Linked DNA regions of Homo sapiens: region 1 is linked to region 2. Evidence: chromatin loops called from intact Hi-C (ENCODE). Cell type or tissue: ascending aorta. All regions are shown on one strand. Region 1 overlaps TRIP11 (thyroid hormone receptor interactor 11). Region 2 overlaps FBLN5 (fibulin 5).

Region 1 (8,000 bases), 84 kb after region 2:
TACAGAAAGATAGCAGAAAAACAGAGGTCAAGCTTAGCTAACCTACCTCCAACCCCCACCTTCCCTTTCCCTGAGACTTCCCTTCTCCTACCTACTTTCCTCTAAAATTAGTAATTTGTATATTGATTACATGTCTATATAATAATTTGGTTATACTGGGTTATATATAAAATATATATGTGTGTATATATATTTGAGACAGGGTCTTGCTCTGTTGCCCAGGCTGTGGCATGATCACAGCTCACTGCAGCCTCAAACTCCTGGGGTCAAGCCATCCTCCTGCCTCAGCCTCAGGAAATAGTTGAGATTACCAGTGTGCACCACCACAACCAGCTAATTTCTAATTTTTTGTAGAGATGGGGTCTCACGATATTGCCTGGGCTGATCTCAAACTCCTGCGTTCAAGTAATTCTCCTGCCATAGCCTTCCAAAATGTTGGGATTACAAGTGTGAGCCACTGTGCCTGTCCCTATATAAAACATATTATCAAACAATTTCACCTATAGCTTTTTACTGTTTTAACATGGCCACTAAAAAATTTAAAATTGCACGTGGCTCACAGTATATTCCTACTGGACAGTACTGCTTTTAGAACATAACCAGGATATAACACTACTCTATACTATCTCTTATTTTAAAAAGAGAGGCTGGGCGCAGTGGCTCACGCTTGTAATCCCAGTGCTTTGCGAGGCCGAGGTAAGCATATTGCTTGAGCTCAGGAGTTTGAGACCAGCCTGGGCAACATAGCAGAACCCTGTCTCTACAAGAAATACAAAAATTAGTCGGGTGTGGCGGCATGAACCTGTAATTCCAGCTACTTAGGAGGCTGAGGCGGGAGGATCGCCTGAGCCCAGGAGGCAGATATTGCAGTGACCTCAGATTGTGCCACTGCACTCCGGCCTGGACAACAGAGCGAGACCCTGTCTCCAAAAAAAAAAAAAAAAGAGAGAGAGAGAGAGAAAGTGAAATGACAGACATCTTCAGAGTAAAATTCACAAAGCAGAGCTGAGCCTGATAAAAATTTTAGTAAAATAAAGTAGAAAATTTTAACTTTGCTCTATGAAAAACTGATCAAGAAATCAAACTGCGTAGAAGTCCAAATCAAAAATACTTTCTTGATGAAAACTTACTAAGATTGGTATGGTTTTTATTAAAGTCTCTGTATTCAGAAAGGTAGAGTCAAAACATCCTTAAGGCGAAAATGACAGGGTTAAAATTTCCTAAACTCACTATCAGAACATACAGTTTGTCCCTGAGCTAATGTGATGTGGAATGCAAAGGGCTGTTGCAAACTCAAGCAGTAGTTAGAATGTACTCTGATATTTGAGTCTAGGGGGAAAAACTCAGAATTTAAGGGACGGTGCTAGAAGGATGGTATTAACTATGAGGGGTTTGGAAAGGAAAAGAAAGTCAAACACCTACTACAAAGGTCCCTACAGATGCCTCTTTTTCTTCAAGCACCCTTATTTTCCTCCCATCAGAGATTCTGAATATTTCTCTACAAAAACTGAACCCTAATTCAAACCACAATTTGAAATCAGAACTGTATTTATATGGGCAGGGAAAATATGGTTATTCAGAAATGAGTTTTAAGCCAAATAAAATATTTCTGTGAAATAATCTCACATGCCAAAATAATTTTTTGGAAGTTAAAAAAAAAAAAAGGTGGAGGGGGGAACTTTAAAAGTTCAGCAATAAAGCAACTGAGATTTAGTCTAGTTTGGAGAAAGAGTTACTCTACATCTGTGACATAGTAAAACTTGCCATATCAGAGTCTCTTCTCTGGAACACCTAGACATGGTGCCATGGTCTTCAACATTTGGTTTAAAATAAAAATTGAACATAAAATGTAATTGATTGCAACAAATTGGCACATCATAATTTTACATTTCATTTGTAATTAATGACAGTACACTACAATGCTGCCTTCAGAGAACATCTTAAAATGAATCATACTACATCTTAAAATGAATCATACTGCTTACAAAGTCATTTGGATATTTCATGAGTAAGCTCCTGTAGGCAAGATCCAAGTCAGATTTACTGAACAGTCACCTGACTGAGAAAAAAAAGGAACACAGAACTTGAGAGTCAGAAGTGGATATGAATCATGGTCCTATCACCAGGGCCAGACTTTGTTGCCTATTTTGTAAAATGAACATGCTTATCTCAAAGAATTTGATAGAATCAACTGAATGATCAAATGTGACTTTTCTAAATAGTAAAGTGCTACATAAAGCATTAGTACTTATCATCCAATTTCTTAAAATAACTAAAAAGTTCATATTTCAATCTAGCCTGAATCAGTATCACATATATTACTCTGTTTAATGTTAATATTTTGTGAGGTTTTCCCCCCTCCATTTTGCATGTTTGTCATCTTTGAGGCCAAGGAGTCAACAGAAGGAAGAAAAAAATGTTAGAAAGATGATTTCACATACATATATATATGTCAATAAATAAATTGCATCTGGTGTCTTATCTGCATCTGGATACCTTAAAACTAAATTTAAATCTGATACAATATTAAACCTAATAAGGAAATTTAACCTCTTCATTTAATTAAATATAATCAAAGCAAAAGCTAGAAATTAGATCTTTTTTATTACAGAATTTCAAGTTATACAAGATCACTTTTAACATCAAATTTTATATGTATATTATATATATATATATATATATATTTTTTTTTTTTTTTTTTTTTTTTGAGACAGAGTCTTACTCTGTCACCCAGACTGGAGTACAGTGGCGCCCCAGCTCACTGCAACCTCCACCTCCCAGGTTCAAGCAATTCTCCTGCCTCGGTCTCGCGAGTAGCTGGGATAACAAGCGCCTGCCACCACGCCTGGCTAATTTTTGTATTTTTAGTAGAGACGGGGTTTCTCCATGTTGGCCAGGCTGGTCTTGAACTCCTGACCTCAAGTGATCCACCCACCTCAGCCTCCCAAAGTGCTGGGATTACGAGTGTGAACCACCGCACCCGGCCCAAATAATATATTTTTAAAAGATATTATACTATTTGCAATTTGAGGTTAAGCTTTACAAGCATCTGTTTTGTCTTTTTTGTTGTTGTTTTTTTAGACAGAGTCTCGCTCTGTCACCCAGGCTGTAGTGCAGTGGCACACCCTCTGCTCACTGCAACCTCTGCCTCCCAAGGTTCAAGCGTTTCTTGCACCTCAGCCTGCTGAGTAGCTGGGATCACAGGCATGTGCCACCACACCTGGCCAATTTTTTTGTATTTTTAGTAGAGACAGGCTTTCACCATGTTGGCCAAGCTGGTCTCCAACTCCTGACCTCAAGTGATCCATCTGCCTCAGCCTCCCAAAGTGCTGGGATTACAGGCATGGGCCACCGTGCCCAGCCCTGCTTTGTCTTTTAACTCAATTATTTTCAACTGTATCCAACACAGAATTTGAAGGTCTAGAGTATATGGTAAATGTTTTGTTGTCCCATAATCATAATTGTTCACTGCTGAGTGAAAAGTATCTTTTAAAATTCTAGGCCAGGCCCAGTTGCTCATGCCTCTTGTAATCCTAGCACTTTGGGAAGCCAAGGCAGAAGGATCATTTGATGCCAGGAGTTCAAGACCAGCCTGAGCAACATAGACAAACCGTCTCCACAAAAAAAAAAAAATAAGATCCTGCCTCTTAAAAATAAAAATAAACTTCTACTTCTTAGCAATGAACTCACAGGAAAAGAATTATATTAATACAGTATAACTTCATTAATCTGAATTCCACTAGATCAGAATCTGTGATTGGTTGAGGTCTACTGGATTATTTGTAGACCAAATTTGGATTATTCACCAGAGTTACTATGTACACTTGATTTTATATAAATATTTTTAATATAACCAAATCAAATTTATTTTTCCTCACCATTCTCTTCCTTTAACCCTTTATTATGAATTCAGATAATCTGAACTATATTTCTCCATATTGAAACAGAACTAATTTTTTAAAAAGAGTAAATATTATGAGTGGTTATATACTTGTTACTCCTCTGGCATGTGAGACAGAATATATATTTAATTTTAAAAGTGTTACAAACTTTCTTACTTTCAGGCGGGAGCCACACATTGGGTACATACGGACATAAAGATGGGAACAGCAGACACTGGAGATACCAGAGGGGGAAAAGGGAGAGGGGGAGAAGGGCTGAAAAACAACCTAATGGGTACTATGCTCACTACCTGAGTGACAAGATCATTTGTACCCCAAACCTCAGTGTCAAGCAGTAATAAACCTATACAAGTAACCCTGTACAGGTACCCTTGAATCCACAAGTTGAAATTAATTTTTTAATGAGATATTTCATGAAAAAATTGCAGATATCCAGGGTCTCTTCAAAGATCTGAAGACATGGCAACACTGGGCCCACATTCCTGCATGGCAGCAGCTGGGCGGAGCTGAGAATCTGCTGCCTCCATAAGAAACACTTCAAATGATCAGTCTTTACCTAGTTTCATGTGCTCTTTTATATTATCATCATAGCCTCAGTTTACAATTTGTGTTTGTGATCCATACTAAGAGATTCTTATTTCCACACGGCAACCCACTTCTACCTCCACCTTTTCAGCACTCCACTCCAACACATGCATGTGCACACATACCCACCACCCTTGGTCATTACTAGTCAACTGTATCTTCAGCCAGTTTCCAGATTATGACACACAGTTTCACAGGAATTCCTCCCTCTGTCTAGAACACTTTTCCCCAACTTTCTGCCTTCTTAGCTATACCTATTCACCATTCAAGTAATTTCAAGTGAGCCCTTCACTAACCTTGTCTACCCTTCCATGCTACCAACACCAAGTACAAAGGATAGCTCTTTCCTTTCTAAACCATTTGTTTCATGTATTTGATGCATGTCATCTTCCCTTCCTGCCTGACTGTAAACCTCCTGAAGGCAGGACCCTTGTCTCCTGTCTTTATTTATATCTTTAGTTCTACTGCAGTGCTTAGCACACAGCAAATAAACAATGAATATTTGAGAAGTAAGTCAAATAATGATTGATTTTCTCTGGGAAAAGAGAATATCTGCAAAGAACAGAACACTGGACAAAAAGAACAATTTATGTTCTGAATTATGAACTCATCCATACATAAAGAAATAAGGGCAAGGACACAAAACACATTAACTCAAAACATTCTTATTGCTATATCATTTACTTTTCCCTTTAAACTTAGAGGAATTTTTTTAAACTGCAATTTCTAAAATACAGTTCAGTTGAAAAAGGTTTAATTATTTACCTAATTGACATACACTTTTTTCTTAACTCATATTTTGGCATTGTCTAGTATACCCAGATGTTTATATCATCAAAATAATTTTTTAACCATTTATGGCAACTCAGAAAACTGCATCTGGTACTTCTTATATGTTTCCTCTAAAATCACCACTTCTGCCAAAAACATCTATAAAGAAATCTCTCAAAAGGTTTGGGTAACAAAGCGTCTGGGAATGTATTTGGCCTGTGTTCAACAGGACATTATATGTTTTCTTGTATAAATCATGTCCTGGAAAACGGAATGTCTTTATTTAAAATAAAAACTTTACCATCCAGCACCGTAAAGGTAGTTCCACGAAAAATATTTTAAGCTTCTTTTATATCTGTAGCTTTAAAACATGTTTTTATGCTTCATATTACAGTAAGTTTTACTGGGACTCATTTTATACATTCTTCTAGATTTTCTTTTAAAAAATGGTCCAAGGAAATTTTCCATTCTCAACTCTTAGGAGACTTTTAAAAGTAGTCATTCAACCTTCTTAAAAAAAAAATCAGTTATGCTGCCCTTTCAGATACAGGTATAAACTAGCAGACAGACCAAAAGATCTTCCTGATGTTAGAACTAAATTTGTATTGCTTATGAAAACTCACTTTTCTTTGCACACCATAAAATTCACCACCTTTCTGAATCATAGTTATCAAAATAACAATATCTTGTGCTTTTTATTTCAATTTATCCAATCATTTTTTTTCTTTTCTTTTTTTTTTTTTTTTGGGACCAAGTTTCACTCTGTTGCCCAGGCTGGAGTGCAGTGGCGTGATCTCAACTCACCGCAACCTCCACCTCCCAGGTTCAGGCAATTCTTGTGGCTCAGCCTCCCAAGAAGCTGGGACTACAGGCATGAGCCACCATGCCTGGCTAATTTTTATATTTTTAGTAGAGATGGGGTATCACCATGTTGGCTAGGCTGGTCTCAAACTCCTGACCTCAGGTGATCCACCCACCTTGGCCTCTCAAAGTGCTGGGATTACAGGTGTGAGCCACCACGTCCGGCCAAATCATTTTCAATTAGCAGGAATTTATGTCAAGGATGATGGCAGAGAACAAGAAGGAAAGGAAAATGTCAAATTTGACCATAAATATAGCAAGATAATGCATTTTAATGGTTCAGTCACAGGTGTATAATTTCTCATCAATAGCAATTCCATGGAATTCTGAACTCTGATCAGCTCAGAGTAGTTAATGAAAACCACTGTCATATGTGCTTCATAGGCCACTCTACTGAGTTTGGATATGGGATGGCATGTGAAGTCTTTGGAACTGTATTGAAGAACACTTTCAGGTAAAATGCTGAAAGAATAATTTTTTAAAAGGAAGGATAGCAGTAATTCTTTTAACAGCCAACACTGTCTATTAAACTATAGTACTTAGGATCGTAGGATTTATTTTCTTCGTTACTTTCCCGGGAAGAGGGATAGAGGGGGAGGGAGACAGGGAGAAATATTTAAACAGTTCCCTACTGCTGGTTTATGTCTCTACTCAAGTTCCTTTTCTCCATGGAATGCTGCCTGACCCTTAATGGGATTCTGGAGGAACTAAATATGCCCTGTCTTATGATCACTGTTGTGCATCACTGTCTTCAATTACTAACCTACGGGGTATCTACACGATGTGTCATTTCCTTAGCTAAACTCCTTGGAAAAGGGATACTATCTAGTATCTCATATAGCACCTAATGGGAAGCCAAGTAGTTGGTTCTCATTAAATATTTAGTGCCTGATAAGCATCTGTCTTCATACTTTTCACACAAGGCCCAAAAATACTCTTAATTCATAAGCACAGATGCACATACATACTCTTAAGAAATGACTGAAATTATCAACAGTCTACTGTTTCAATATTGGCATTATTTGCAACAGCTCTCTTTTTCATATGTTTGACCAGACTGAATCATCTCATCTCTGGTAGCAATGATATAATCAACCATTTGGAATAAAATACTTTTAAAAGTGAGCTTCCTAATATTGTTTAAATGCTGAAACTGTGTATCAATTAATCATTAGTCTACAGATGCTTAGAAGTAACCAATACTTTGCCTTTACGATTCAAGTCTCCATGTACTTTCTTCCAACAAAAGGCAATCTGTCTTTTTCAAAATTGTTTCTCCTGGCAAATATTTTTGCTGTCTGGCCAAGTTTTGTGTTAAAAATAAAGTACAGTATTACAACATCAATCAACATTTAAAGTACTTAATGATCTAGGAGAGAAAATATACAGCGATTCTTTTGAAACAAGTGAGCTAATCAAAGTTTTGTTTACATTATCAAATCAAGAGTGCAGCTTTGAGAAAATAAAATTGCATTTGTATTTAGAGATATAAAAGTGATATTAAAGCACTTAGGTAATATAAGAAAACAGATTGTTAAGAAGAGCTGTAAATGGCAAGAATGACTTACAGACATAACAGAACCAACTGTCTCTTTACACCCCTTCCTGTTTGTGCAACACTGGCCTCTTGCCTGCCCTTTCAAATACCAGTTATACAAGCATAATCAGAGCTTTCTCTGTAGCTAATATTGATTCCACAAAATGAATCCAAAGTTCGTATACGTTTACAATGAATATTAGTATTTTCCACCTAAGCTTTATCATCTATAATCAAGAACATCTGAAAATATTCTACTAGTGGGGGCTTAAATGAGTGTCTGAAAAAGTACTAAATACAGGTTGAGTATCCCTTACCCAAAATGCTTGGAACCAGAAGTGTTT
Region 2 (8,000 bases):
TCTTAGCATTATTTCTAACTAAAGCAAAATCATCCTCACCTCTGTCACTTCCTGGCCTGGATATAAACTTCGTGAAGACAGGAAGAAAGTCAAGGTAAAATCAAACTTAAAAAATACATCCAAAACCATAGCCCTTAAAAAATATATTTGAGGCTGGGCATGGTGGCTCACACCTGTAATCTCAGCACTTTGGGAGGCTGAGGCAGGCAGATCACTTTAGCCCAGGAGTTCGAGACCAGCCTGGCCAACATGGCAAAACCCTGTTTCTACAAAAAATACAAATATTAGCTGGGCATGGTGGCACATGACTGAAACGCCAGCTACTCACTCAGGAGGCTGAGGCAGGAGAATCACTTGAACCCAGGAGGTAGAGATTGCAATGAGTCAAGATCGTGCCACTGCACTCCAGCCTGGGCAACAGAGGGAGACACCATATCAAAAAAAAAAAAAAAAAAAAAAAAACCGAAAAAAACCATTCAAGGCCGTGCGTGGTGGCTCACACCTGTAATCTCAGCACTTTTGAGGCGGGCAGATGACTTGAGCCCAGGAGTTCAAGACCAGCCTGGCCAACATGGCAAAAGCCCCATTTGTACAAAAAATACAAAAATTATCTGGGCGTGGTGGCACATGCCTATGATCCTAGCTACTCGGGAGGCTGAGGCAGGAGAATCACTCAAACCCAGGAGGCGGAGGTTGCGGTGAGCCGAAATTGCGCCATTGCACTCCAGCCTGGGGGACAGTAAGACTATGTCTCAAAAATAAATAAATACATTCAAAAACTATAATGATGACAAGATGGCGATGATGGCAATTGATTTTCAAGGGTGGTTACACATGTGAGTTCAATAGCCTTCCACCCCTCCCGCCCTCCCTAGCAAAGAAAAGCTTACTACCCTCAGGCAGCCAGCTATGCCCATACCTCAAAATGCCCCTGGCAACCGTTAACTTCCAAGAGTCCCTGTGACCCCCCCAGAGAGCTGTTACCTAAGCACTGGCCTTCCAGAAGCCAATATCCGTCGGTGCAGGAGCAGGTGTACCCGCCTTCAGTATTGATGCAGATCTGGGTGGGGTTGCACTGGTGGGAATCTGTTGCACACTCGTCCACATCTGTAATACAGACATAGTCCAAAGAATGTCACTCACATCCATCTAGAGCCCTGGAGCCACCAGGGGTGCCAGTGGCTCATCTTGGCTGGGAGGCAGTTAATAAGGTCACTAGGTTACACCCAAGGAGGTGGCAGTGCTTCCCCGATGGGCACCTCTAGGAGACACTGACCTCTACTGAAGGCTGAGCTAGTCTGCTCACCAGAAATCCACAAAGGGAAATGGCCAAGAAGGGAACCCTTATCCTCAGGAATCCTTCTGCCATCCTATGCCATTGCTCTTTGAAGGTGCATTACCTTGACAATAACCATTACTTGATTTAGAAAGCCATTTTGTATTAGGCTTGTTCATTCATATGTTAAACAGGGGTCTGCTGCGTACCTACTGTGTGCACAGGACTATGATAAACACCACTGAGAACAAAACAGAAGTAAAGGAAATGTCCCCAGCTGGGCATGGTGGCTCACGCCTGTAATCCCAGCACTTTGGGAGGCTGAGATGGGTGGATCATCTGAGCTCAGGAGTTCAAGACGAGCTCAGGCAACATGGTGAAACCCCGTCTCTACTAAAAATTAAAAATTAGCCGGGCCTGGTGGCATGCGCCTGTAGTCCCAGCTACTCAGGAGACTGAGCTGGGAGGATCGTTTGAGCCCAGGAGGTGGAGGCTGCAGTGAGCCGAGATCGCACGACTTCACTCCAACCTGGGAGACAGAGTGAGACCCTGTCTCAAAAAAAAAAAAAAAAAAAAAAAAAGTTCCCTGCCAACAGAAGCTGGCAGTCCAGTTGCTTAATGGTATTCACCCGTGAAAATCTTTCGGTCTGAAGCTCTCCAGTCTTCGCTCCACTCCATAGTTCCTGGGGCTAATCTCTGTCTGTCCTCTGCTCACAGCAAGTCTCTCTATGCTGCTCTAGAGCCCACTGCCATCTGTCTGGTGGCATGAAGATACTTGCATCCACCTCGGTCCCTTCTTAACTTAGAGCTTCAGAGCACAGATATCGAGCCATATTCATGGTCATTCCCAAGCCATCTGGTGTGGACAGTCAGTGCTCAAAACTGTTTGTTGAAACTGAAACATCCTCCTCCCCTTTCTCCCCTGCACTGCACTTTAGGGGAGAGCGCCCAAGATCCTGAAATGGACCTCCCGATGCCACACTCTCACTTTGACCTAAAGGAAGAGACTTTTCATTAAATATTCACACATTAATTTACTCCACAAGGATCCACGGTGCCTCCTGGATCTGCCTGGTCCAGAGGACCCCAAAACCTTTTCTCCTTGTCAGCCCTGCCTTCACCTGCACCTTGGTGGGTCACCTTCCCTCCCCTCTTCATTCCTGCATCAGGGTTTGCTCATCTACACCTTTTCTCCACCTTCACCGAATGGACCATGGTGCAGTCGGAAGTAATACTGAAAGCTGCAATTCACTGAGCCTGTGTTATGTGCCTGACACCTACCTTGTTACTTGTATTTACTCTCACATCACCCTGTGAGGTGGGCTCACAATCCCCATTTTACAGATGGGAAAACTGAGTGGAAAGAGCTAGTAAGCACCAAGCCAAGAGCTGAGTCCAGGCCTCCCTGCCTGCCTGACTCTAAGTCTACTCCGTGCAGGTCTAACAGAGGTCATGCCACCCAGGACCAAGCAGATTCAGGGGGGAGCTGGCAGACTGGGCTGAGGGAGGGCTGAGCTTTTGTTGCTTTTTACTGACCCCACTCCCACGCTGTCTGCCTCCTGACACTGCAGATTGCAGACTTGATCATCATCCATTCAGTTGGCTTCTTTGAATACGTACGGTGGGGATGGGGGTGTCTAAGACCCAAAAGTGCAAGCTCCTTGAGGGCAAGGGCCTTGTGTAGCATAGGGCTTTGTGAGCTTCAGTAAAACGTTCAACTGGGTGAGCAGTGGTCCCTCGGCTTCAGGTGATATGGCTACAAATCCACCATCCACCTGCAACAGCCCAACACTAACAACGCTGATCAGTCCCCACCCTACCCCAAAATGACAGCTGTCTGGGAATCCTATGGAAGTGGCTTTCCCTCCTCTAAACATGAACGACCTCCAAGAACCTAGTGCCAAGATGACGGCAGCCTCCACTCCACCCTGATGTTAAGCATGTGCAGCCTCAGTGGCAAAGACCCAGCCCTGTTCTCAGCTGCAAGGACTCCAGCCTCCCCTTTGCCTCCCTTCCATGCAGCTCTGCCCACCGAGCACAGCCTCCCAGGGGAGCTGGTGAATAATGCTTGGCCAGAAGCTGCTCCTGCTCAAATCCACAGTGAAGTCTATGACAATAAATAGTGCCACTATCGGCTGGTGCGTATTTACATTTTCCCAGCAGGGAGTGATGGATGGCAATTGTGTGCTGGGAACAACACTGCCTTAGGAATTTCTGTTCTTTTTCCTGCCTTGAGGGGAATGAAGGGTGAGGGTGACCAACACAGGAGAAGAATCACTGGAGAGGCTTGGTGGCAGCAAGTTCCCAAGCCTCTGTGCTTGCGTAATTTGCATCCCACACAACTGTGCCTGCCAAGTCCTACAGAGAGAAACCAGACGCATGCCAGCAGGCCAGGCTGGACTCAGAAGGGCACAAAGGGCCCCATCGTGGGCATGTGTGCGAAGTATTCAGGCCGAAGATCAAAATCCTTGAAGTTCACTCTTTTAAAAACTCCAGCACTTTTACTGAACTAAAGAATTAACTCAGCCAGGCGCAGTGGCTCATGCCTGTAATCCCAGCACGTTGGGAGGCCAAGGTGGGTAAGATTGCTTGAGTCCAGGAGTTTGAGACCAGCCTGGGCAACATGGCAAAACCCTGTTTCTACTAAAAATACAAAAAATTAATCGGGTGTGGTGGCGCATACCTGTAGTCCCAGCTACTCAGGAAGCTGAGGTGGGAGGATCACCTGAGCCCAGGAAGTTGAGCCTATGGTGAGCCAAGACTGCACCACTGACCTCTAGCCTAGGCAACACAGCAAGACCCCATCTCAAAAAATAAAAGAATTAACTCAGTTATACGACACTTTTGTATTTGTTTTGTTTAAAATACAGATTTTAAAATTAAAATTTTAACTTTCACTAACTTGTTTAATGAATTGTCAATAGAAACTATATTTTGAGACGTCAATAAGTCCCTGAAGTTTTTTTTGGCGGGGGGGGCGGAATCTCTCACCTTTATAGCCTGAAAACACACCTGGTGTAATGCTGTGTCCCTGGTAATGTTCAAGAACTATTGAATGAATGAACACATGAACGGCAAACATCAATCCCTCGCAGCCCCCAGAAAGGTTTTTCCAGCCAACTAGCTGACAAGCCCATTTGGGTGTGTGTACTTTAAAAACAGCCACCACCACGCCAACCACTGTCAGCTTACACACCTGATGGAGCTAAAACTGGAAGTGTTCACACGGTGGGCTTTCTCGGGGGGAGGCTGAAAGACTCATCACACATTCCAGCTCACAGCGGAACTTCTTACATTAAATACATTTGACTTAAATCACAGAAGGAAAAATACATTGAATCACTCCAAGGACATTCTTTGGCAGGGCCTCCCTTTCCGCATCAGTGGAAAAGTACAAGCTATGACAACCTGAGCAAGGGTCAGTATCCTCATGGGCAAACAGGGTCTGCTTTCTTTTCCTGTGCAGTAGTCAGGAAGAGTCCCCTAAGAGAAAAGAATGCTGGGTGCATTCAATCCTTTATTCATTCACTTGCTCACTCATTCATTCATTCATTCTTTTTTTTTTTTTTTTTTTTTTTGCGACGGAATCTCGCTCTGTCGCCCAGGCTGGACTGCAGTGGCGCAATCTAAGCTCACTGCAAGCTCTGCCTCCCGGGTTCACACCACTCTTCTGCCTCAGCCTCCCGAGTAGCTGGGACTACAGGTGCCCACCACCACGCCCGGCTAATTTTTTTGTATTTTTAGTAGAGATGGGGTTTCACCATGTTAGCCAGGATGGTCTCTATCTCCTGACCTCGTGATCTGCCCGCATCGGCCTCCCAAAGTGCTGGGACTACAGGCATAAGCCACCGTGCCCGGCCCCCATTCATTCATTCTTTATGCTCTACAGCGGCTGTGTGTTCGTGTGTGTGTGTGTGTGTGTCCTCCCCAGCCTCCATGACCTTTGGAAGAGCTGGCATCAAGCATATTCCCTCCCGCTGTATGGTACCCAGAAGCAGACTTTACTGGGAGTTCTCTCATCTCCCTGCTCCCTCCTGGCTGCTGTCACACCAGTCGGGTGCCTGGGCACTTGGAGGATTCTGCCACAGCAACCATAGCTTGGCTCCCCACAGGTGAGGCAGTGACTATCTGCTGCCCAGATGACCAGCACCCTGGCAACTGGAGGAAAGCGCTCACCAGCTCTCCCAGAACCTGGAAAAGCCCAGCACTGCCCCTGCCAGGAAGAAGTCGTCATCTGCATCAAGCAGCACAGCTCTGGTGACCTTGCAGTCTCACCTGCACTGGCACCTCTCCCTTGAGACATCCACAGAGTGGCCTTCTCAATCTGAAACAACTGCTCACTTAGGAAAGTCATCAAAACCCATCAATATCACCTCCTCGATGCCTTCCAAGGAGGCCATAGACAGAAAGGGCTTTCAGGCCCCAGGACAGTGGCCTACATATTTGGGAAACTCTTTTAGGATTTCATACCCTTAGCTATGTCTCACATTCCCCAGCCAGACAGTAAGCTTTACGTGGGCAGATATGCAAAGACAAGGGGAATAAAGGGATGTCCCTCAGGCTGGTGTGTTTTAAAGGAGTAAAAGAATGTCCTTCAAGTACAGAAAAGATCTTACAAAGGCACCAGATGAAGAAACTGGCCTCAACACATCAAAATACAACTGTCCAACAATCTCGGGGACAACAAAATGAACAGAACCTTCCATTGTGACTCACGGACAGCACAGGAAAGGGCCACAGCCCACACATCTGCTGACCGTTCCAGTCCTTGGAGCAGGACTCTGCAGAGGAAGCCAGTGGTGATTGGCACTCCTCTCCTTCACTGTATGGAGTTCTCAGACAGCTTCGTGGGTATTACATTGTTGATTTATGCCCATTTTATGTCCTCCCCTTGGGAGTGGGCTGGTTCTCAGAAAACATCACACAACCCACTTTTCTATCCCATATAAAAGTAATGGTTCCAAGTATGATCTTAGTATTAACTCACAGATTATTAAATAAAATCTCTATAGGCAGTTATAACAGACTTAATATATCACATTAAATATGCATAAATATGTTCAAATATAAATAACATGCATATGTATGATAGCTATGTGTTATATTTGAATGCACATATTATATACATATATGTATTTACAGTTCAGCATTTATTCCTGAAAGTTGAAAATACTTTGTTTTCATAACACAAATTCTAACAGAAATAAAATGTCCTTTAAAAACTGTACAAAACAAAACAAAACACTAATGGTTCCCCATGCCCATAGGGAGAACATTTTCTAGGTCATTCTCCAAGCACCAAAGTTTAAAAGAAAAATACACCAAAGGGCTGAGAACTCCCCAGAAAAGACTAGCAGGTTAAAGAATAAGAACTTTGGGAGCAGACAGAGCTGGGTGTGAATCCAGGCTCCCACATTTGGTAACTAAATAAGGCAGGGCAATTTACTGGATCCTTGGGTGTTCTGCAACAGGGCTGATGTAGCCTGCCTCGTAGGTAGATGTGAGAGTTCATGAATTAACAGGAGCACAGGTGCCAGCCTGACTGCCTGGCACATAGCTCCCTTCCCCGGGGAGGTGCTGTTTCTGACAGCTGTGGAAGATAGAAGAAGGTTGGTCTCTGCCTCCTGCAGATGCTGTTCTAGAATTCACTAAAGACACCAGGATGACAGCCCAGGGGTTTCATGGGCTATAAGCATGGTTAGTTCTGTGATTCAACTACAGCCAAAGCCAGGGACTTCTCCCCCTTGAGCCCCAGGCATATGGCGGGAGATCTGGACAAGAGGTAAGGAAAGCCAGGGTACATTCCTTCATGGAGTCTCCATCTCCACCTCTGCACCCAGGCATCTCTGGGCCCATCTATGATTCTATAATTGTAGGCATCCAAAAGCATAAAGGTACGTGTGCCTAATGGCCATGTATGATCAACCTTTTCACAATCTGATTCTTGCCTCTTCCCATGCCTTCTTTGCTCCAATACTGTGAACAGGCAAGGTCTGACTTTGTGAGCCTGTGTACCTAACGTCGGCTGAATATCTCAGTTCTTGTGTGAGAACGGCCATCAGCCAAAGGGAAACATTCTCACTGGGTGACACTGGGAGAAGCTTTCCAAGAGCCCTTGGAAGACACACCTTTCCAAGGCCTCCACTCTTCCTTTTTTGGATATGGCAAAAATCATTTCCTTGGTAGTAAATTTTTACCCAGTGAAATAACATGTTTTCCCAGCCCATTTTTGTTCCTTCCTTGCTCAAGCTAATGGGGCTTGATAAGAAAGAAGAAAACAACAATGGCACATTCCTACACCTCCAAGTGAAGCCAGTTTCAGGCCTGCTGCTGGGCTGGGTCGGTGCCATTTTTCAGCAAGACGAGCCCAGCCAAGGCTGGAAGCTACACAGGACCTACTTCCCAAACACCTGTTTAATTAAAGATCTCAGCGTTGGAGAACTCGCTGTCGAATTCCTAGGGCATCTGCACTCCATGTGTCTTACGGTCCTGGCCAATCTCTAGGAGCCAGATCTTTCTGTGTTTACAGCACTTTCCCCAGCACTTGAGATTAAGCATGGAATACAAAGTTTGTTCATTTTGCGCCTCTGATTAGGCAACAAATATGTGATCCATTTTCCAAACAACAAAATATCCTTCCCTCTTGAATGAAACCAGCTGGAATCCAGGTCCCAACCTCTCCATGGATTCTCTTTCTCTATCCCTAAAGCGAGAGCTGGAGGAG

Evidence for each region. Peaks named below come from ENCODE experiments on the same cell type or tissue, not always from the same donor. Only the 100,000 strongest peaks of a DNase experiment are listed, where the experiment ranks them.
Region 1: a loop joins it to region 2, with 2.3 times the contacts of the local background. A loop is called at or near these places in 3 of 110 quality-filtered maps.

The regions. Positions count from the first base shown.
Region 1 is chr14:91,978,330-91,986,329 of GRCh38, forward strand. The region is part of intron 16 of TRIP11 (thyroid hormone receptor interactor 11); the gene reads right to left. Among named protein-coding and RNA genes, the nearest start is that of FBLN5, 35 kb to the left of the region's middle. In ascending aorta, no CTCF peak of the experiment used is centred here; no DNase peak of the experiment used is centred here; H3K4me3 peaks cover 614 bases; H3K27ac peaks cover 4,556 bases.
Region 2 is chr14:91,893,966-91,901,965 of GRCh38, forward strand. FBLN5 (fibulin 5) reads right to left here. Exons shown (of 11, transcript NM_006329.4): 5 at 985-1,107. Among named protein-coding and RNA genes, the nearest start is that of TC2N, 30 kb to the left of the region's middle. RefSeq lists an enhancer at 3,146-3,659. In ascending aorta, no CTCF peak of the experiment used is centred here; DNase peaks (open chromatin) are centred at 3,316, 3,616, 4,579, 7,336 and 1 weaker place; H3K4me3 peaks cover 327 bases; H3K27ac peaks cover 8,000 bases.